7 separate regions of the Homo sapiens genome follow, and regions 1, 2, 3, 5, 6 and 7 are each linked to region 4. A link is a contact called in ENCODE Hi-C or POLR2A ChIA-PET data. All regions are on one chromosome and are shown on one strand. Each heading gives the region's core, a stretch centred on a gene start or an enhancer-like site at or near the end of the contact. The rest is flanking DNA. Distances are from core to core; before and after follow the strand shown. Region 1 holds the start of MFN2 (mitofusin 2). Region 2 holds the start of TNFRSF1B (TNF receptor superfamily member 1B). Region 3 has its middle 11 kb from the start of MIR6729. Region 4 holds the start of SPEN (spen family transcriptional repressor). Region 5 has its middle 6.3 kb from the start of RNU5E-1. Region 6 holds the start of TNFRSF8 (TNF receptor superfamily member 8). Region 7 holds the start of CLCN6 (chloride voltage-gated channel 6).

What was found. Hi-C counts contacts between places; a loop is a spot of excess contacts on that map. ChIA-PET counts read pairs that join two places held with the same protein, here RNA polymerase II (POLR2A). Pooled maps may share reads with other maps.
Region 1: a pooled map shows a loop between it and region 4 (6-fold over the local background). The contact joins the promoter of MFN2 here to the promoter of SPEN in region 4. A Hi-C loop is called at or near these places in 1 of 50 pooled maps. POLR2A ChIA-PET finds 5 or more read pairs at or near these places in 2 of 52 experiments (CD8-positive, alpha-beta memory T cell and naive thymus-derived CD4-positive, alpha-beta T cell).
Region 2: a loop to region 4 is called in a pooled map, with 12 times the contacts of the local background. The contact joins the promoter of TNFRSF1B here to the promoter of SPEN in region 4. A Hi-C loop is called at or near these places in 1 of 37 single-sample maps with no recorded cell type and 8 of 50 pooled maps. POLR2A ChIA-PET finds 5 or more read pairs at or near these places in 1 of 52 experiments (GM10248).
Region 3: a map with no recorded cell type shows a loop between it and region 4 (4-fold over the local background). The contact joins the enhancer-like site here to the promoter of SPEN in region 4. A Hi-C loop is called at or near these places in 3 of 37 single-sample maps with no recorded cell type and 4 of 50 pooled maps.
Region 5: a loop to region 4 is called in a map with no recorded cell type, with 5 times the contacts of the local background. The contact joins the enhancer-like site here to the promoter of SPEN in region 4. A Hi-C loop is called at or near these places in 1 of 37 single-sample maps with no recorded cell type and 7 of 50 pooled maps. POLR2A ChIA-PET finds 5 or more read pairs at or near these places in 3 of 52 experiments (CD4-positive, alpha-beta T cell, PC-9 and activated CD4-positive, alpha-beta T cell).
Region 6: a loop to region 4 is called in a map with no recorded cell type, with 13 times the contacts of the local background. The contact joins the promoter of TNFRSF8 here to the promoter of SPEN in region 4. A Hi-C loop is called at or near these places in 3 of 37 single-sample maps with no recorded cell type and 6 of 50 pooled maps. POLR2A ChIA-PET finds 5 or more read pairs at or near these places in 1 of 52 experiments (GM12878).
Region 7: a map with no recorded cell type shows a loop between it and region 4 (11-fold over the local background). The contact joins the promoter of CLCN6 here to the promoter of SPEN in region 4. A Hi-C loop is called at or near these places in 3 of 37 single-sample maps with no recorded cell type and 9 of 50 pooled maps. POLR2A ChIA-PET finds 5 or more read pairs at or near these places in 1 of 52 experiments (CD4-positive, alpha-beta T cell).

The regions. Positions count from the first base shown.
Region 1 is chr1:11,978,907-11,981,993 of GRCh38, forward strand. MFN2 (mitofusin 2) reads left to right here and starts at 1,538. Exons shown (of 19, transcript NM_014874.4): 1 at 1,538-1,578; 2 at 3,064-3,087. RefSeq lists silencers at 1,154-1,413, 1,584-1,823.
Region 2 is chr1:12,165,516-12,168,329 of GRCh38, forward strand. TNFRSF1B (TNF receptor superfamily member 1B) reads left to right here and starts at 1,476. Exons shown (of 10, transcript NM_001066.3): 1 at 1,476-1,654. The coding sequence starts at 1,577. MIR7846 (microRNA 7846) reads left to right here and starts at 1,428; the gene lies at 1,428-1,523. RefSeq lists silencers at 1,312-1,621, 1,632-1,861 and an enhancer at 1,902-2,543.
Region 3 is chr1:12,039,043-12,042,039 of GRCh38, forward strand. No RefSeq gene overlaps it. Among named protein-coding and RNA genes, the nearest start is that of MIR6729, 11 kb to the left of the region's middle. RefSeq lists a cis regulatory region at 1-329 and enhancers at 112-611, 1,677-1,746. Within about 2 kb of position 1,474, at least 3 of the 41 ENCODE cell types and tissues checked have a DNase peak (open chromatin) inside an H3K27ac peak, as active enhancers do.
Region 4 is chr1:15,846,230-15,849,002 of GRCh38, forward strand. SPEN (spen family transcriptional repressor) reads left to right here and starts at 1,478. Exons shown (of 15, transcript NM_015001.3): 1 at 1,478-1,921. The coding sequence starts at 1,839. SPEN-AS1 (SPEN antisense RNA 1) reads right to left here and starts at 1,918. Exons shown (of 2, transcript NR_024279.1): 1 at 1,879-1,918. RefSeq lists enhancers at 608-1,120, 1,121-1,632 and silencers at 1,215-1,784, 1,965-2,384.
Region 5 is chr1:11,900,342-11,903,358 of GRCh38, forward strand. No RefSeq gene overlaps it. Among named protein-coding and RNA genes, the nearest start is that of RNU5E-1, 6.3 kb to the right of the region's middle. Within about 2 kb of position 1,275, at least 3 of the 41 ENCODE cell types and tissues checked have a DNase peak (open chromatin) inside an H3K27ac peak, as active enhancers do; they include PC-9, where a contact is called at or near this core.
Region 6 is chr1:12,061,741-12,064,951 of GRCh38, forward strand. TNFRSF8 (TNF receptor superfamily member 8) reads left to right here and starts at 1,563. Exons shown (of 15, transcript NM_001243.5): 1 at 1,563-1,921. The coding sequence starts at 1,859. RefSeq lists silencers at 1,006-1,238, 1,826-1,955.
Region 7 is chr1:11,804,716-11,807,652 of GRCh38, forward strand. It overlaps CLCN6 (chloride voltage-gated channel 6), which reads left to right and starts at 1,476. Exons shown (of 23, transcript NM_001286.5): 1 at 1,476-1,634; 2 at 2,416-2,475. The coding sequence starts at 1,548. MTHFR (methylenetetrahydrofolate reductase) reads right to left here and starts at 1,249. Exons shown (of 12, transcript NM_005957.5): 1 at 1,173-1,249. RefSeq lists silencers at 934-983, 1,004-1,053, 1,724-1,773 and enhancers at 1,121-2,106, 1,304-1,413, 1,424-1,503, 1,954-2,023.

The sequences.
Region 1 (3,087 bases), core at 288-2,787, 3.9 Mb before region 4:
CCCAAAATATTATCACTTCAACATGTAGTCAGCATATAAATAGTAATGGGCTAATAGCCCTGCACTGTGGCAGGTACCTGTAACCCGGCATTTTGGGAAGCCGAGGCAGGAGAAGATTGCTTGACTCCAGGAGTCCAGGAGTTCAGGACACCAGCCTGGGTAACAAAGTGAAATGCTTCCCCATGTCTACAAAAGATAAATACTAGGCATGGCTGCAGCATCTGTGGTCAGCTACTTGGGAGGCTGAGTGAGGTGGGAGGATTACTTGAGCCCAGGAGTTCGAGGCTGCAGTGAGCCGTGATTGCACCACTGCACTCCAGCTTGAGTGAGAGTGAGACTCTGGCTCAAAGATAGATTTTTTTTTTCTTTTTTGAGACGGAGTCTCTGTTGCCCAGGCTGGAGTGCAGTGGCATGATCTCGGCTCACTGCAACCTCCACCGCCCGTGTTCAAGCGATTCTCCTGCCTCTTCCTCCCGAGTGCACTATCATGCCTGGCTAATTTTTGTATTTTTAGTACAGACGGGGTTTCACCATGTTGGCCAGGCTGGTCTTGAACTCCCGATGCACCCGCCTCGCCCTCCTAAAATGCTGGAATTACAGGCTTGAGCCACCGCGCCCGGTCGATATTTTTTTTTCCTAAAAATTGAGATAGTTTAACAGCCTTTTTTGTCCTAAGTCTTATAGCGCATCTCCGTTTGCACTGGCTCAGGACTCGAGAGCCACACGTGGCTAGTGCCTACTGTTCTGGCGCGCTCAGGCTTGGAGCCTTCTCTGCGGAGGCCAAGTCCTGCAAGGGATCTGTTTGCTGCGGTTTCCTAGTAGTGTCTGCCGCATCACTGGGGCCCGGTGATCTGGGTAACCATGTGAGCTTGGGTAACCTCTCCTCTCCCTCTCCTGGGACTGCTGTGGACGTTAAATACAGCGGTGGATGTTAGAGACGCAGTTCAGTCACTGGCATTGATTCGCCGTTGTTGCTGCTCTTCTTTCCTCAAAGGCGACTGAAGGGCAGCAGGCCCATGCTCGCTTCTGTCTGCCCGATGAGTCACTTCACCCTAGGCCTGGCCCTCTAGAGAACACTCCTCTAAGATTACAGAATGCAAATCTGGATTCCAGAGCTGGCAGAGGCCCCAGGGTCAGGCTCTAGGACAACCGGCGAAAAAGCGGGAACCTCTACTCCACGCCCTTGGTTTTTCGCCCCTTGACAGCTTGAGGCTCCGCCCCGCTTTGCCCCGCCCCCCCAGCTCCGGCCGACGCCCACCGGAACTACAGCCCCCATGATGCAGTGGGAGTCCGAGCCTCTGCGTCGTCCGCTTGGGACGCGCCGGCGGAGGAGTGGCGCGCGGAGGAGTGGCGCGCTGAGACGCCGCTCGAAGCGCCGAGTCGCGGGGCAGCAGAGGCGTAAGGAGTAGGCGGGGCGAGCCGGCTGGGCTCAGGGTCCACCAGCTCACCCGGGTCGAGGGGCAATCTGAGGCGACTGGTGACGCGCTTATCCACTTCCCTCCTCCCGCCTCCCCCTGGGGTGGCGCTCGCTGGTGACGTAGTGAGTGTGATGGCCGCCGCGAGGCCGGGAAGGTGAAGGTGAGAGGGCGAGCAAGCCGGGGTGGCGGGGACTGGCCCGGCCCGGCCCGGCGAGTCCTGAGCAGCTCGGCGTGGGCCGACGGGATTCTGGGGCCACGGGGGTCTGGGATGCAGTCAAGCGGGGTCCCCACTCTCCGGCCTCGCCGCCGGGCCCTCCCCGGCCCTGAGAGGAGGGGGCGGGCCACGGGACCTGGGACTGGTCGGTGGGGTCCCCTGTAGCTTCTCATCGCCCCCGCCTTTCCACCCTTCACGGCCATGTTCTACCCCTGCCCCTTCTCTATTTTTCATCCTGTCTTCATTTTGCCAGCATTTACTCAGCACCTGATAGGTGTCCACGTTCACCGCGGGAGCGCCCTGCCATCCCCACTTTGGGCAGTTACTGCCTTCTCGTTCAGCCCTGTTTACTTATATGACTTCTCACCGGACTGTAAGGCCCTGGAGGGCAGGACTGTTTCTTATCCATTTCTAACGTGGCGCCTGACACACACAGAGAAGGCACACAGAAAATGTTGAATAAATAGCTGTTAAGACGCACGAAGGCAGAACTGCCCGTTACCCCCTCTCGTAATCCTTCATTGCCCTCTTTAAATTCTCAATCATCTCTCTCTCTTCTACCCAGAAAAGGGCTCTGGTTATCTCTTTTCTACCCAGAAAAGGGCTCTGGTTATCCGCCTCTGGTGTCCCAAGGTTTGGGGCTTGGGGGAGGAAGGCAGCTCAATGTAGTTAAAAAAGGAAGGAGGCCGGTCGCAGTGGATCACACCTGTAATCCCAGCACTTTGGGAGGCTGAGGCGGGCGGATCACCTGAGGTCAGGAGTTGGAGACCAGCCTGGCCAACATGGTGAAACCCCGTCTGTGCTAAAACCAAAAACTAGCCGGGCTTGCTGGCACACGCCTGTAATCCCATCTACTCAGGAGGCTGAGGCAGGAGAATCGCTTGAACCCGGGAGGCGGAGGTTGAGCCGAGATCGCGCTGCTGCACTCCAGGAGCTTTGGAGTCAAAGGGAGCTAATATTTCAGATCCCAGCTTAGACAAATCTTCAAGTATTCCAGCCCTCTGTCCCACAGAATAGAGAATTAAGTGAGATACTTTACAGTAGCTGAACACATTGGCTTTCAGTCAGTTCTTCTGTTCCTCAATAGTCAGCTGTTCCACAGTCCTCAAGCCCAGTTTTGTTCCTAGTTTTGCTCTGTCCTCTTCTCCCCTCTCTGGATGTACCTTTCCCAGGGCTCCTGCAGGGACCTCCGTGGTGCCTCAAACCCGCACATGGCGGAATACGTGTGCACAGTCAGGATTGGTCCCACACCTCTGCGTTTTTTTCCCCAGGGCACTTCCTCACATGCCAGCGCAACTCCCCAATACCTCAATGAGTAAGCTTCCCTCAGGGATGAGTTTGTTTGGCTTGAAACCTGATTAGACATGTTTTGTACACCAGTGTTTTTTTTTTTTGGACACCGGATCCATCTCCCTTTTCTTTTCTAATAAGTCAGGACTGGTGGAGTCAACACAG
Region 2 (2,814 bases), core at 226-2,725, 3.7 Mb before region 4:
GTCCATGTCACAGAAACATGTGGAAACCAGGTGATTTCCCAGCCTCCTGGTCAGGAGGTGGGGTTTTCCATCCCCAGGGAGTCACTTCCCAGTTTCTCACTCAGCACTCAGCACCTAGAAGCACCATCCTTGCAGGCTCCACTGTGGGGCTGGTGGCCGGGAGCAAGGGTCTCTGTACCTCTTCAGGCAGCCTGCAGTGAGGAAACAGGGAACAGAATAGCCTCCTGCCACCCAGCCCACCCCAACCCTTAGAAATGCCCTATGTGCTGGGGGCTAGGACCCCCGTAATCCAGGGCTGGAGGAATGTGCTCTGGCCCCGCAGGGCTGGCCCTGTATTAGGGCTGGCACTCAAAGTGGGGATGGGGGGACAGATTGCAGCTGGAATGGGTGCTCGGTCATGATGTAAATCCTGGGGAAGCCAGCTCTCCTGGGCCTGGTCTCAGCAGCCCCTCAGGGCCCTGCAGCTTCCCTGGTGACATTCTCTCCCAGCCTCTGTTCATCTGCCCCCTGCCTGGGCAGGAGACTTGAGCAGGGAAGTGCAGAGTCTTCTCCCTGTGAGAAGGCTGGATGCGTGTTTAAGGATAAATGAACACGCGAAGAGTAGTAACAACAGCCAAGATTTATAAATGCCTATTGTTATATATGTAGATACTTACTTAAGTATATATAAAGTACAGACTGCATTATGTATATTACATATCTTTAAATTTTTAGAATAGTCCTATGAGGTCAGTTCAGAGATCCAGACCCAGGTGGTCTGGCTCTAGAGTCTAAACAGGCCGAGTGCAGTGGCTCACACCTATAATCCCAGCACCTTGGGAGGCCAGAGGCGGGAAGATCACTTGAGGGTGGGAAGAACACGTGAGCTCAGGAGTTCGAGACCAGCCTGGACAACATGGCGAAACCCCATCTCTATAAAGAAATCAGCCTAGCATGGTGGCCCGAGCCTGTAGTCCCAGCTACTCGGGAGGCTGAGGTGGGAGGATCGCTTGAGCGCAGGAGTTGGAGGCTGCAGTGAGCTATGGGTGAAAGAGTGAGACCTTGTCTCAAAAAAAATTAAAAAATAAGAATTAAATATATTTAAAATAGAGTCTAAATAAGTGAATGATCTAGAATTCTCTTGGTTCCCCTAAAGCAGCTGTCAGCTTTGGGGGATGTTTTTCCAAATTAGTGCCTCACCCTCACGGGACAGGGAAGCCTGTGGGAGCTGGGAGGGCAGGTGGAGGCCGGGCAGGTGGAGGCCGGGCAGGTGGAGATGGTGATTCGAAGAGGAGGGGACGATAGGAGGAGGTTGAGGGGTCACCCGAGTGCTGGGAGTGACGCTGGAGGTATCGGCCCAGCGATGCTGGAGTGGTCGGGTCGGAGGCCCAGCAGCGTCTGGGGAGGGGCGTGGGGGAGGCGTGTCCAAGGCCGGCTGGCCCCGCCCCGCCCCGCCGCCTGGCCTCTGGCCCGCTGGGGCGCGGGCTTTCGCTTTCAGTCGAGGGCTAGCGAGCGCAGCGGAGCCTGGAGAGAAGGCGCTGGGCTGCGAGGGCGCGAGGGCGCGAGGGCAGGGGGCAACCGGACCCCGCCCGCACCCATGGCGCCCGTCGCCGTCTGGGCCGCGCTGGCCGTCGGACTGGAGCTCTGGGCTGCGGCGCACGCCTTGCCCGCCCAGGTGGGTGACTCGCGCGGCCCACGGGGGACAGCCGCCCCGCATGTCCACCCGGCTGGTGCGCAGCCTTCGGGTGCCCGGGCCGCGCTCTCCCGGGGCGCTGTCACGGGCTGGGAGGCTGGGAGTCCCAGTCGCCGCCCCCCATCCGCATCAGACACGCGCGCCTCTGGGGACCCGCTGGGGACTCCGGGCCCGGCACACGTGCGCTCGGGGCACAACTCTGGCCCCCGAAGCCCCTCTTACCCGCGTCGTGACAGGGGCGCACCCTGGTTCCTCCGCGAGCGCAGGCCGGGGCATTTGGGGCTGAGCAGCGGGTCCTGGGCAGACCCCCGCTAGACCCGGGACCCCTCTTCCCTCACCCCGGCGACTGCCGCGACAGCCCTTCCCTCCCACGCGGTGGAGAAGGGGCTGTGCCGGGGCGCTGCCCCACTGCCCACGCCGGGCACCCTCTTCAAAAGACTTCCTTTTCCTCTGGGCGACGGTTTTCCGATTTCTTAGAAATACCAGGGTCCTGTGTCTGAAGAGCAGGACCAGGTGTGTGTCAGGTCCACTGAGGGCACAGCTGGAGGGCGAGCTGCCTGTCTGCTTCCTCCGATGCGTCCGGGGGCTACTGCAGAGTCTGTTTTCTGCGGCCTCTGGGGACAGGGCAAGCGAGGGAGGTCTGGGCTGGTAATCGAGCAAGGCAAATGAAGTCTCCGGGGGCCGCAGGAAAATGGAGACAGCAGAAACCCTAGGGCTCCTATTCAATATGAACGTCACTCCCACAGTAGCAACGGGCGTACAAGGGACTGTGCACCCTTTGCCTGTTTTTGACTGTCTCCTGGTCTGGTAACATAGGATAACCCCATTTTTGTTTTACTGTCTCCATGGTTTGGTAAGATAAGATAAACCATTTTTTAGAGAAGGAAAACTGAGGCTCAGAGAACTTGTATTTCATGGAAGGGTCTGGGGGGAACTCTTCCTCCAAAGGGGGCCTCTCCTGCCTTCGGCCCCTGTGCCCTGAGGCTGCGGGGAAGGTGGGCGTTCATCCTTCCTCAGAGCCGCCCCTGATGGACACATGGCCCATCTGCCCCCATCTGACATCTTGACCGAGGAGGAAGGTGGGAGGTGGCACTGGCTTCTGTGGTGACATAAGGTGACTTGTTGATCTGAGGCCAGAGAGT
Region 3 (2,997 bases), core at 224-2,723, 3.8 Mb before region 4:
TGATCCAGTGGCCTTCACCCCCAGCTCCTGGAAGGGCTGTTGCTGGGAGCAGATGCCGGCAGCAGCCTTCTTGCCAGTTTCATTAGCATGGAGGCTCTGAGGACAGGGAGGGAGGAGGGATGTGGGTGGGCAGGACCCTCCCTGGGGCCAGTGCTGAGGCTGTGAGGGTGGATGGCTGAAGCCTTGCAGGAAGTTTTGAGAGGAAGCTGGGCCCACAGGATCGTGATGTGATCAGTTGGGGTGGCATAAGAGTGCCTGATGATGGTTTGGGTGGCCTTTGGGGACATCCCCTGTCATGCCATCACCATGCTGAGCTCTGACCACACTCTCTTTGGCCCTCTTTATCTGTGGCTAAGAGTTGGCAACACAGCCTCTGAAACTCAGCAGAAACCCCTCTGCTTCCCCCAGCCCTGCCTCCTCTATCCCCCACCATTGTTGATGGGATACCAGAGGCACCCAGGTGTCCTGGGCCTCCAGCTCCCGAGGCAAGGAAGCCTTTCTTGGCCAGCCAGGACTCATGACATCTCAGCCAGTGGAGAAGGGGAGAGGGAGGGCTTTGAGAATTCCCCAGGCCTCAGATTTGGTGGGGGAACCCTTCCTGTCCACCAGGATTGAGGGTTACAGAACACCCCAGCCTCGAGGGAGAACTAGCTGCCCCCCATCCCATTCCCAGCAAATTCTGACAAACACCCCCTGACTCCCATGGTGGAAGTTTGCCAGGTGTCAACTAAAGAAAATAAAAAGCTGAAGAATTAGAGTTCGGGCTGGGTGTGGTAGCTCACACTTGTAATCCCAGTAATTTGGGAGGCTGAAGCCAGTGGATTGCCCGAGCCCAGGAGTTTAAGAGCAGCCTGGGCAACATGTAGAGATGAAACCCCATCTCTACTGAAAATACAAAAAATTAGCCAGGCATGGTGACATACATCTGTGGTTCCCAGCTACTTGGTAGGCTGAGGTGGGAGGATCACCTGAGCCCGGGGAAGTCTGAGACTGCAGTGCGTGGTGATCACAACACTGCACTCCAGCCTGAGCAACAGAGTGAGACCATGTCTAAAAATAAATAAATAAATAAAAATGCCGGGCGTGGTGGCTCAAGCCTGTAATCCCAGCACTTTGGGAGGCCAAGGTGGGCAGATCACTTGAGGTCAGGAGTTCGAGACCAGTCTGACCAACATTGAGAAACCCAGTCTCTACTAAAAATACAAAATTAGCCGGGCGTGGTGGCACATGCCTGTAATGTCAGCTACTCGGGAGGCTGCGGGAGGAGAATCGCTTGAACCCGGGAGGCAGAGGTTGCAGTGAGCTGAGATCACACCATTGCATTCCAGCCTGGGCAACAAGAGTGAAACTCCGTCTCAAAAACAAAAAACAAAAACTTTAGAGTTCTTTTTATTCAGAAGTTTTACCAGGACTATAGACCGAGCCTATTGCCTGAGAGCAGCCCTGTGGAGGGGTTCTATCAGCTGCTCTGGCAGTTTCAGTTCACAGTTTATGTACAGGTGGTGAAGCTGTAATATGTACAAAATCACATCGAGGTTTGGGTATAGAGTACATCTGGCTATAGATGACTAAAGCACATCTGCTGAATCGATTGTGGAGGCAGAATCACTAACCCCACCAGATGGTATCTTATGTGTAGGAAAAAGCAAGTCTGGGGCCATTTATCTTTCAAGGAATATAGTGACTCACGCAAGAGACATGGGGCTCTATTCTGTTTTGTCTTCAAAGCATCCCTCCAGAGAGCTGCCCATTGTCACAGAGCCAGCGGCTTGTGAATCCACTCAAGCAGAAATGAGCAAACATAACTTCTTACATTTGCTACTTAGGCTCACCCAGGAGAGGAAGCAGCCCCAGGTGCCAGCTGTGTGTTGCAGAACACTGGACCTGGAGCCTCAGCCTGGGGGTCAGTGTTGGCTGCTGCTCCTGCACAAGTCAGTGGGCTTCTCTGAGCCTCAGTTTCCTCATCTGTAGAATGGGGATTAGAATGCTACCTACTGGGCCAGGCACCGTGGCTCACACCTATAATGCCAACACTTTGGGAGGCCAAGGTGGGTGGATTGCTTGAGCCCAGGAGCTCGAGACCGGCTTGGGCAACATAGGGAGACCCCTGTCTCTACAAAAGAATTTAAAAAATTAGCCAGGTGTGGTGGCACGAACCTGTGTTTCCAGCCACTTGGGAGGCTGAGGCAGGAGGATCACTTGAGCCCAGGAGTTGGAAGCTGCAGCGAGCCACGGTCGAGCTACTGCACTCCAGCCTGGGTGACAGAGCAAGACCCTGTCTCAAAAAACAAAACAAAACAAAACAAAACAACAACAACAAAAAAAAAAAACCCAGAAAACCAAGAATGTTACCTACTGCGTTGGGGTTTTTAGAGGATGAAATTAGATGATCAGGAGATGAAATGCGTAGTGCAGTACTGGGCCTAATAAATGTGCAACATTATTATTTGAAACCAGGGCCTGTGTGCATATTGGCAGATGAGGATCCTGTCTCTAGAGGGGTCCACCCCACCTGGCCAGATACACAGTAAGGAATGAGCCGAGTGGGAGCAGGGGAAGTTTCAGGTGATTCTTCCATGAAATGATGGACACAGGGCGCTGGCCCAGTGTCTGTGCTGGAGTAGGGCCCTGCGGGCCTCCAAGCCTGGGAGGGTCAGAGGCCTGAAAACCACTCAGGCCCTTCCAGGAATCTTTGGTTGGGAACTCTAGGGACTCTGTAGGACACGGTGTGGGAACAGAGCAGGATGGGGGCAGTTACCCACACCTCCATTCCACTCCTCCTGCAGGGTAAGACCTGCTCAAGTCCCGCCTTCAGGCCGGATTGCCCAAACCTTTCCTCAGTCTCCCTGCCTGGCCACGTGGACTCCCCATCCCCGTAAAACCCTCCTGTGGTTCTCCTGACCGGGATGGGTGGGTTCCTTGGGACTTCTTGCCTTGCTGGGCTGGGCCCTTCTGAAGGACAAGGGTCTCCCAGGTGCTGATCCTCCCTGTGGGCCT
Region 4 (2,773 bases), core at 228-2,727:
GAGGCGGAGGTTGCAGTGAGCTGAGACAGCGCCATTGTGCCCCAGCTTGGCTAACAAGAGTGAAACTTGGTCTCAGGAAAAAAAAAAAAAAAGAGGCTGGGCGTGGTGGCTCAAGCCTGTAATCCCAGCACTTTGGGAGGCTTGAGGCGGGTGGATTACCTGAGGTTGTGAGTTCGAGGCCAGCTTGACCAACACAGAGAAACTGTCTCTACTAAAAATACAAAAATTAGCCGGGCATGGTGGCGCATGCCTGTAATCCCAGCTACTCAGGAGGCTGAAGCAGGAGAATCGCTTGAACCCAGGAGACAGAGGTTGCAGTAAGCCGAGAACACACCATTGCACTCCAGCCTGGGCAACAAAAGCAAAACTCCGTCTCAAAGGAAAAAAAAAAAAAAAGAAAGTTCAACTGTAGGTTTCAAAAGCTCTTAGGCCTGGAAAGGCCAGAGGTCTAATTCCTTTCTCTGTTTAAATATTAAATTATGGTCTGAGGGGAACAATATTGGATTCCTGTCTCATTTCCGTTTTATTCCTTCTATACCACAGCGATCAGCAAGGGTATCTTGCAAACGGTTTCGCAAGATTCTATATAAAAAAGTTGCTTAGGCCAGGTGCAGTGACTCCCGCCTGTACTCCCAGTACTTTAGGAGGCCGAGGCGGGCGGATCACCTGAGGTCAGGAGTTCAAGACCAGCCTGGCCTACATGGTGAAACCCTGTCTCTAATAAAAATACAAAAATTAGCCAGGTGTGGTTGCGGGTGCTTGTAATCCCAGCTACTTGGGAGGCTGAGGCAGGAGAATCGCTTGAGTCTGGGAGGCGGAGATTGCAGTGAGCCGAGACCGTGCCACTGCACTCCAGCAGCCTGGGCAACAGAGCGAGACCCCGTATTAAAAAAAAAAAAGTTGCTTCATGTTACAAGCCAGTGACTCTTGGATGGGATGCGTTTCTGAAGCCGTCGCTGTTCAGCAGAGCGGTGAGAAGGGCAACCTTTTTCTGATCGCTTTCCCAAGCAGGCAGGAATCTAAGTGTCCGGAAACGCCAGGAGCTGGCCGCCAGGTGAGCGGAGGACGAAGGGGTCCTGACTTCTAGGGGACAGGCCTTGGCAGCCGCTTTGACCCGTAGCCCTGTGGAAACCAATTGCATTTCTCTTCATATCTTCCACCAGGCCGGGGCCTGGGGTTGCCGCTGGAGGGGCTAAAGACCGCTCCTGCTTCCTCAGCCGCCCCTTGCCCGGCGCGGGAACCCGACCGAGAGCCCGCCAAGCAGCGGGACTCCACTAGCAGCTGCGCGCCTGCGCACCGGGGCCGAGCGCGCGAGCGTTCCTTCCCCGCCTGTAGTCCCTCACTTCGTCGCCCGGTCCGCGCGCCTGCGCGCCGGCTGGGAGGAACTCAGCTTCTCCGCCTTGGCAGGCGGGAGGACGCGCGCGCGCCCGCGGCGAGGGGGAGGCAGTGCGGCGGCGGGAGTCGGGCCGCGCGCGCCAGTGGGAAGCGTCCGGCTGCCACAGCGCCAGCTCCGTCGTAGTCGCTGCCGCCCGTGTCCCGCTCGCCCCTCCTCCCGCTCCCCCGCCCGCCCCTGCCCGGGCGCATGCGCTGCCGGAGCGCGAGGGTCGGCTTCGGGTGTGTGGTGGCGGCAGAGCTGAGCTGCGAGGCCCGAGAGTCAGAACCTGGGGGAGAGGGATGGTCTCTGCACGGGGGGGAGCCGGAGGAGCCGCCGCCGCTGCCGACGCCACCGCCGCAGCCGCCGCCGCCGCCGCCCCGGCACCCGCCTCCCGGCGCTGACGGTCTCGTACGAAGCCGGCGAGGGGGAGCCAGCAGCGGCGGTCGCCGGCACGCCGCCCAGCATGGTCCGGGAAACCAGGCATCTCTGGGTGGGCAACTTACCCGAGAACGTGCGGGAAGAGAAGATCATCGAGCATTTCAAACGGTGAGTGACACGAGGCCCGCGGCCGCGCTCGCTCCTCGGGCGCCGCTTCCCGCCCCGGCCCGTTGCCGGCCCCTCCCGGAGCGCGGAGCTGGTGAGGAGGACTCCGGCCCGGACCCACGGGCGCTGTGGGACCTCGTCAGCCGCTCGGCCCGCGTCGCGGCGTTGGGCCTCGGGTGTCGGCGGTGCGGGCGGCCAAGCCGCGCCGCCTTCGAAGAGCCCGCGGGGCCCCGGCGGCCGCGTCCGTGACGAGGGAGGTGACCGAGGCTCGGCCTCCACGCAGCCGGCGCCCCGGGGCTGCCCTCGCGTCAGCCCGGGAGTCGGTGGGAGATGCGCTGGGCGGCGGGGTCGCGTCCTTGCGCGCAGTGCCCGGCCCGGAGCAGCCGGGACCCGAGCCCGCCCGACAGCCGGGTCCGGCGCCGCCACTCCAAGCTGCTCTGCGGGCGCTCGGCAATGTCTGACTTCGGGAGGGTTCCGTGCGAAGGGAAAGGCGGTGCGAAAACAGAAGTCGCAGTAGGTACTGTGGTCGCGTCGCGGACCCGGAGAGACCATCTAGGACCTCTCCGGAGGATTTGCAGCCTTGAAACTCACTGGGAATGGCAAACGTTTCTCGTTTTTGCGGGGCTGGGTGGAGAGTGGTGTGAAATAAGTTGGTGCGCCCGTTTGGGCTTCCTCGTCCCCGGCGGAGGAGACCGCGTCTGACAGGAGGTTGCTAGCCCCGGCGCCCGTAGCCTCGGGTCGCACTCCCAGGCCGCCCTAAGACCCTGGTGCCCCCCACCCCTGAATTCCCGAATCAAACGGTAAAACATTCCAAACCTTTTACGATGAGAAGATGTAGCTTAAAAAAAAAACCTC
Region 5 (3,017 bases), core at 25-2,524, 3.9 Mb before region 4:
TCCCACATGTGAAATTATTGGCTTGACATATATTAACTGTTAAAATACTTTTGTTAGGCTGGGCGCGGTGGCTCACACCTGTAATCCTAGTACTTTGGGAGGCTGAGGTGGGTGGATCACTTGGGGCCAGGAGTTCAAGACCAGTCTGAGCAACATGGTGAAACCCTGTCTCTACTAAAAATACAAAAATTAGCCAGGCATGGTGGCACACACCTGCAGTCTCAGCTACTCAGGAGACGGAGGCACGAGAACTGCTTGAACCTTGGAGGCAGAAGCTGCAGTGAGCCAAGATCGCACCACTGCACTCCCACCTGGGCAACAGAGAGAAACTGTGTCTCAAAAAACACTTTTTTTAGGGCTCTTGATACATATCATCAAGTGACATTTTAGTAAGATTGGGCCAGTTCCTATTTCTACCTGTGGCATCTGCGTTCCTGTTTCACTGTAACATGGCTGCCTCTGAATTTTATATTTTAAAAGTATTTGCTAATGTAATAGATGGGACGTGACATACAGAGTTGCTTGTATTTGGAGTCCTCTGATTACTAGTAAGACCAAACAGGTTTTCACATATTTATTAGACATGTACATTTCTTCTGGAAAATTTTTCTCTCTACTATCAATGATTTTCTATTGCAGTTTAGTATTGATCCCATTAATTTTTCTTTTTTTTTTTTTCTTAGATACAGGGTTTCACCACATTGCCCAGGTTGGTCTTGAACTCCTGGGCTGAAGCCATCTGCCCTCTTCAGACTCCCAAAGGTCTGGGATTACAAGCGTGAGCCACCGCACCCAGCTTTATCTCATTAATTTGTAAGGCTTTTTGATATAGTACAATTGTTAACCCTTTGGTGTATTGCAAGTATGATTCTGGTGGGAGGCTCACCTTTTTGCTTGATTATTTTTGACACACAGAATTTCAAAATGTCAAATATATTTACGGTAACTTTTTAAAGGCTCGGCATGGTGGCTCACACCTGTAATCCCAGCACTTCAGGAGGCCGAGGCTAGCGGATGGCTTGAGCCCAGGGGTTCAAGACCAGCCTGGGCAACATGGAAAAACCCCGTCTCTGCAAAAAATACAAAAAATTAGCCAGTATGGTGGCATGAGTGCCTCTAGTCCCAGCTACTCAGGAGGCTGTGGTGGGAGAATCACCTGAGCCAGCGAAGTTGAGGCTCCAGTGAGCTATGATCACACCACTGCACTCCAGCCTGGGTGACAGAGCGAACTCCATCTCAAAAAAAAAAAAGAGGCTGGGCACAGTGACTCACGCCTATAGCTGTGCTGGAAGGCCGAGGCGGGAGGATCACCTGAGGTCAGGAATTCGACACCAGCCTGGCCAACATGGTGAAACCCCATCTCTACTAAAAACACAAAAATGAGCCGGGCGTGGTGGCTACTCAAGAGGCTGAGGCAGGAGAATCTCTTGAACTCAGGAGATGCAGGTTGCAGTGAGCCGAGATCACACCACTGCACTCCAACCTGGGTGACAGAGTGAGACTCTGCCAAAAAAAAAAAAAAAAAAAGAATGGCCAGGTGCAGTGCTTCACACCTGTAATCTCAGCACTTTGGGAGGCCGAGGTGGGTGGATCACGAGGTCAGGAGTTTGAGACCAGCCTGACCAACATGGTGAAACCCCGTCTCTACTAAAAATTCAAAAATTAGCCGGGCGTGGTGGCGGGTGCCTGTAATCCCAGCTACTTGGGAGGCTGAGGCAGGAGAATCACTTGAACCCGAGAGGTGGAGGTTGCAGTGAGCCGAGATCACACCACTGTACTCCAGCCTGGGTGACAGAGCGAGACTCCGTCTCAAAAAAAAAAAAAAAAAGAAAGAAAGAAAGAAAAAAGAAAAGAAAAGAAAAAGAAAAATGCTATAATCCTGCTAAAAACTCCCCTGTCTCTGTCTACTTTAGAACGCTGACCATTCCTTTGGAGTTGGTGTTTCCGAATTGTCCATCCTCACACTTTGTGCTTGAATAAACACTCTTTAAATTAGATTCTAACCCTTTTGATGATTTTAGGTTGACATTTTGGTGACCCACAGATGGGACCCAAGGCAAGCCTCCCACAATCCATGCTGCTTTGCCAACATTCTGAGCTTTGGTACCCGCAGGAACAGCTTTCACTCGTCTGACCTCATCAGAGCTAGCGGGGCTTCCTGGCATTTTCTCTTGGGTTTCAAATCTCCCTGGCTTTGGCTGAGATTCAGACTTTATTCAAGTACCCTGATTCCGCAATTCCATGCTCTATGGAGCTGGATTTGAAGCTCTACTTTTAAAAGTAGAAGTTTCAGGCCAGGCATGGTGGCTCATGCCTGTAAACCGAGCACTTTGGGAGGCTGAGGCGGGCAGATCACTTGCGGTCAGGAGTTTGAGACCAGCCTGGCCAACATGGTGAAACCCTGTCTCTACTAAAAATACAAAAATTCCCCAGGCATGATGGCACACATCTGTAATCCCAGCTACTCAGGAGGCTGAGGCAGGAGAATTGCTTGAACCCAGCGGGTTGAAGGTTGCAGTAAGCCAAGATCTTGCCAATGCACTACAGCCTGGGGAACAGAGCGAGACTCCGTCTCAAAAGAAAAAAAAAAAAGTGTGTGCCAGGCGTGGTGGCTCATGCCTGTAATCCCAGCACTCTGGGAGGCCCAGGCAGGTGGATCACCTGAGGTCAGGATCTCGAGACCAGTCTGGCCAACATGGTGAAACCCCGCCTCTACTAAAAATACAAAAATTAGCCACGTGTGGTGGCGGGCACCTATAATCCCAGCTACTCAGGAGGCTGAGGCAGGAGAAATGTTTGAATCCAGGAGGCGGAGGTTGCGGTGAGCCAAGATCACACCACTATACTCCTGCCTGGGTGACAGAGTAAGACCCTGTCTCAAAAAAAGAAAAAAAAAAAAGGAAGAAGAAATAAACTATATGTGTGTGGTTATTGTTACAAAACACACACACACACACACACACACACACAGAAAATTTAAACTAGAAACTATTGAAAATGTGTTGGGTGCAGTGGCT
Region 6 (3,211 bases), core at 313-2,812, 3.8 Mb before region 4:
CCTATAGGGCCTTCACCTGATGGAGGCCTGGTACCTCGCAGGACAGATCAAGGTAGACACAGAAGCCAGAGTATCCTTAGGCTATTCTGGGCTCAGGGAAAATAACTGGCCCACCCTTAATTAGAGCACCTAGGACTGCCTGCCTATTTCTGAGCCTTGGCTTTCACATCTGAAAACCAAACAAAATCAGTCAAAAGAACCCTTGACCTGTGGCCCACCCAGCAGATGCTCAACACAGACACACGGAATGTGGAATAAAAGGAGCAAAGAGAAAACCCAGGGGATGGGGAAGCACTGGAAGGGAAAATCATTCACCAGCAAATGAGAACATAGTACGAGGAGGCTTGAATCATTTCTGTTAGGAGAGAGTGCCAGCCGCCTCCTCCAGGAAGAAAACTCTAAAGGGTCAGGCCTCAGGGAAATAAAATGATCTATACCATCCATCAGTTCCTCCAACATTCAGTCCATCCATCTACCAATCCACCCACCCATTTACCCACTCACCTGCTGCTCATCCATCCATCCATCCATCCACCTATGCATCCATCCATCCATCCATCTATGCATCCATCCATCCACCCATCCACCCACCCATTTACCCACTCACCTGCTGCTCACCCATCCATCCATCCATCCATCCATCCATCCATCCATCCATCCACTTATGCATCCATCCATCCACTTATGCATCCATCCATCCATCCATCCATCCATCCATCCATCCATCCACCTATGCATCCATCCATCCATCCATCCATCCATCCATCCATCCATCCATCCATCCACTTATGCATCCATCCATCCATCCATCCATCCATCCATCCACCTATGCATCCATCCATCCATCCATCTATGCATCCATCCATCCACCCATCCACCCACCCATTTACCCACTCACCTGCTGCTCACCCATCCATCCATCCATCCATCCATCCACTTATGCATCCATCCATCCATCCATCCATCCATCCACTTATGCATCCATCCATCCATCCATCCATCCATCCATCCATCCATCCATCCACCTATGCATCCATCCATCCATCCATCCATCCATCCATCCATCCATCCATCCACTTATGCATCCATCCATCCATCCATCCATCCATCCATCCATCCATCCATCCACCTATGCATCCATCCATCCATCCATCCATCCACCAATTTATCATCCACTCACTGATTCATTTTACAGCAAATGCTTATGAATGGGGATGGGTGGGTGATGGTTGCTTTTTCTGCAGTCTCCCTAGGCCAGTTGTCCCTTCCAAAGAATCTCAAGGGCATGGGAGAAGGTCCTGGCTGATCGTGTCAGGGACAGGAAACTACTCACATTTCACCGTTTCTTGGGGCAGGAGTGGAGGTGGGGGCATTGGAACCCCCTTGGGGCCTCCTAATATCCTGTGAGTCCCCACCTCCAGGGCCAGAAGCTGCCTGCCTCCGCTCCCCGCAGCCCAGGTGCGGCGGGCAGCACACTCCCTAGAGCCAGGACCACTAGTTCCGTCAAATCCGGGGCGGGCCATTCAAACAGCTAAGGGAGGCGTCTCCTAGTGTGCCTTTTCCTGAGTCATCTCTGCACGTGTTTGCCCCCTTTTTTCTTCGCTGCTTGTAGCTAAGTGTTCCTGGAACCAATTTGATACGGGAGAACTAAGGCTGAAACCTCGGAGGAACAACCACTTTTGAAGTGACTTCGCGGCGTGCGTTGGGTGCGGACTAGGTGGCCGCGGCGGGAGTGTGCTGGAGCCTGAAGTCCACGCGCGCGGCTGAGAACCGCCGGGACCGCACGTGGGCGCCGCGCGCTTCCCCCGCTTCCCAGGTGGGCGCCGGCCGCCAGGCCACCTCACGTCCGGCCCCGGGGATGCGCGTCCTCCTCGCCGCGCTGGGACTGCTGTTCCTGGGGGCGCTACGAGCCTTCCCACAGGTAAGCGGGTGACGGGCGCCTGGGGAGGTGCCGGCGGTCCAGAGCCCGGACAGTGTGGGGTGCGTGGGACGCAAGGGAGGACACTCCTCACCCCGTTCCCTGCCCAGCTGGAGTGAGGGGGCGCGGGTGACAAGCAGGAACACCGGAATATGCTAGCACCCACAGGTGGGAGGCTGGCTGAAGGGCTAGTGGTGGGGGGCGCCTCCTTCTCACCCCGCGATGGCTGGGACTGATTCATTCATTCAGTGTGAATTGGACTGAGAGCACTGCCATACGCGGGAGGCGCTCTTTAGCCCGCCTACCTGCGGGCCCGTCGGGGTCCTGGGCAGATCAGGTGAGGCCGTGGGAGTAGTGGGCAGGCCAGATGGGGCCTCCCTTAGCCATGGGAGGTTGGTCGTCCGCGCTCTACCCTGTTGTGTGCGCGGTCCCGTTTGCCCCCTTCCTAAGCTGGCCACTGGCTGGAGGGTCAAGGAAAGGAGGGAGAGTTGGCTGTGGGTGAGAGTGGGGTGAGGGTGCAGGACCACCGGGATTAGCTTCCCCAATCCGCGTCCGGCAAAGCAACGCTGTGGATTGAATTCGCTGGAGCACGTGGTGGGCATTTGCCCCTGGAAGAAGGTCAGTGGTGGGGCTGAAGTCTATGGTGGGTTGCCTCAGAATTGAGTTTGGGGACTGCTTTAGGAAAACTGAGCACTTACCAGTGGCCAGCGCCAAATTAATCACTGTGGGGAGAATGCAAAGTAACCAGGCGTGTTTCACGGAGCCCAGGGGCTGCTGGAGAGAGAGGCCCTCAGCTGACCCAGGACCCCGGTGGACCCCTGCATAGAACCATAGTAGGTGCGAGTGGATGCCTGCTGAATGATACAGAGGGAAAGGAAGGAGCAGGCTGTTAGTCCAGCGGTGGGTCACGGTGGGGGAGAGGGAAGACCCAGTTCCCCTTTAATCCTACAGGAAGAGAGGACTCCATGCTATGGATCAATTCTAGTCATCTGAACCTTAGGCAGTGGGAGGAGAGTGGCAGAGTGGGCTTTAGGCAGGAGGGAGGAACTATGCAGCAAAGGAGGAACTATGCCCTCTTCCATTTCCAATGGGCAATGTGAGGTATTCCCCCTTTCCCCCCAAGAGGGCAGAGGGGACAAAGCCCTGGCTAGAGACACCCTGTCCCAGCTCTGCAAGCCCTCACCTGGGGGAAGGTAAGAGTTTGGAGTGCCAAGGTCTTGGGGAGATGAAGGGAAGGAAGAGATGTGAGAGGTGCTTGGGGGGCTTTGCTGGTTTGGTTTGGCAGCTGAAGCT
Region 7 (2,937 bases), core at 226-2,725, 4.0 Mb before region 4:
TCTTAGACTCTTTTGACAATCTGATTAAATGCACTGCTCCCTTCCCCTGAAATACACACACAGGTGCACAGACTACACGGGGATACATCCAAAGACAAGGAGTTGATTCCAGACTAAGAACCCTGGGCCAAAGCTTTCTCCCTCTAGGGCTGCTCTCTTTCATTCTGACCTCAAACTCCAGATTCTCAGTGGGGATGGCTGTGGGGAGTGAGGAACGGGGGCGGGGGGGAGGAGTAACAGCAAGAGCAGCCAGTTGGCTTTCCTCCAGCGTTTAAGGGCGCACCTCGTTAATTGCTTGCTGGAACAGAACCTAGAGTAGGAGGAAGCTGAACCACCTGTAAACCCTCTGATTTTCAAAGACTTATTGCATTCCTAGTATATGCCACGCATGTGCCATATTTGTAAGCCAACTCCCACGATTTATCCGTTATCAGCTGGACTCCCATAGCACCCTGGGTTGTAACTGTGGGTGAAAAGGCCTGTCTCCTTTCTCTTTCCCCAGTTCCCTGAGACAGGACCGGTGTCCTGCCTGGGGTATCCCCAGAGTTTGGCACACGGTGATAGCCAACATTCACTGAGCGCCAAAGGGCCAGGTGCTGCCACTCTCTCAAAATAAGCCTCTGCCACTTACTGAACAACTAGTCTGCGCCAAGCACTGGGATACTAAGCCTACGACTCCCAGAAAGGTCCCGGCGGACCCCCGTGCGCAGCGGGACGCAGTGGGCGCCAGGGACCGCAGTGCCCCGGGCCCAGCGCTCTTCTCCAGGTGATCGCCGGGGAGGCAGGTTTAAAAGGCAGGAGCCGGAAGCCGTCTCGGCGCCCAGGTGGCCGAGAATCCAGTCACCAGGTCACTGAGTCACCGATGGGGGCGAGGACACGGGCCTGGGCCGGTCAGAGGGGCGGGATCGTCACCCCTGGCTCAGGGGCCCCTCCGTCCAGGCAGGGAGCCAAAGTCAGTCTTCGCTTGAGGGTTGGCGGTCGCTGGAAGTGGTAGCCATTGGGAGTTACACTAATCCCGCGAAGGGTGCGCAAGGGAGGCGGCAGCCCCCCCCAAGAAGAGAGGCAGGCCGGCCTCCAGCGCTCCCCGCCCACAAGCACGTCCTTGCCCCCGGGAGGTTGTTTGCCGGCTCCAGGATCTCCCTCCCGGCGACCCCGGCCTCGCCGTCACTCACCCTCCAGTCCCGGGTGACTCAGAACGCTCGGCCGCCGGCCGCACCACTGTGGCCGCTGCAGGGGCGGGGAACGCAGTGAAGGGGCGCGGCGCAGGTGTCAGGTTGCTGGAGAGGCGGGCCTACAGGGCGGAAACCACCGGCGCGGGTGACCGGAAGCCCCGCCCCCAACATGGCCGTGCCCACAGGTCTCGTTGGAGGCCGTGCCTTTATCGTCATGTGACGCGAGTCCTCGCCCCACCCGTCTGCAGCCACTCCTGGTCTCAGTCCCAGAGCTCGAGAGGGCCACGTGACCGTCCCGGGGCCAGTCACGTGAGGCGCAGATCCTGGCTGGGAGGGGGTTGGTAGAGGGGTCCAGAGTGGCAGTAAAGGAGGAAGATGGCGGGGTGCAGGGGGTCTCTGTGCTGCTGCTGCAGGTGGTGCTGCTGCTGCGGTGAGCGTGAGACCCGCACCCCCGAGGAGCTGGTAAGAAGCCGGCGGAGTCGGCCTGGGGAGGGGGCGGTTGCTAAGGGACTGAGAGAGGCGTTGCCGGGGGTGGGGCCGGGCCAATCTGGGCCCGCAGGTGGCAGCGGGTGGGGCCTGGGGACCGCAGCCAGGGCTCTCGAAGCGTCTACCCTGCTTCACGTGCCTAAGTCTGGGGTCTTTTCTCATAACCCCTCCTGGAATCTGAGGGAGAATCCAGGCCAGCTCCAGTAAATCCCACCCATGTTTCCTTTTATTTCCATCTGAAAAGAGTTTGGAATGAAACAAGCGTTTTCAGAATGAGCTTCCTCACAGGACTTTGTGCTTATCATGCTGCTGTTTTAGCTTCTCCAGTCCTTTCTCACTCTATCCCTCACCCTTTCTGGGTCACTGACAGTCCAGCTTCCCCCTGCAAAGCATCCTGGGAAAACTTGAGTTGTGTTCCCAGAGTTGACAAGTCCTTTCTGATTTCAGATACGTCACACTGTCAAATGGAACCTGCATTTTTACCCCCCTTTTCAGCTGGCGTTGGACATCTTTGAGGTGTCCTGAAGAGGAGGGTGGTTATTTGGAGACTATCAGTGGAAATGAAGAGCTCAGCTGATGGCTGTAGATCCTCACCCACATGGTCCCTCACCCCTGAAAGGTTTTTTTTGAGGGCTGGTTCCTATTTGATAATGGCTCCAGATGATTTAGAAGCTAGCCACTGATTTCAGTAAATACTTCTGCCTCCTTCCACTCCTAACCACTAAAAAAGGCTCCCTCTGCGGATCTGTTTTTCTAGACCATCCTTGGAGAAACACAGGAGGAGGAGGATGAGATTCTTCCAAGGAAAGACTATGAGGTGAGCTCCTTTGATACTGCTTGGGCAACTAAAGTAGTGAGTGGCCTGGTCACTTCAGGCCGAAGCATTATGATTCCAACCAGAGATGCTCTTTGACCTTCTGTCCCAGGGAGTGAGTGGGTAAGAGAACTTCCTTCTAGGAAAGAGACTGTTTAGCAAGCCCTTTTCTCACCTTAACCCCAAAACAAGGTCTGGTGTTTTTACACGTTTATAAATCTGTGGCACCTTAACCTGGATAGAGTATGTATTTGCCATTAAACTGTTTGCTTTTACAGCTTACAGAGAGACTTAGAGTGAAAGGCACTGGCAGGCAGTATGTGCCCCTAACAGGTGTGTGCTTATAAACTGTTAAGGAGGCCTTGCTTCTCTTCTAGGAGAGCTTGCTTTTCAGATATTTTCTTGCTCAAGCAGCTTCTCTCTGACATGTTCTTGATTAAGTTCCACCTTTCATGTATGGGATTC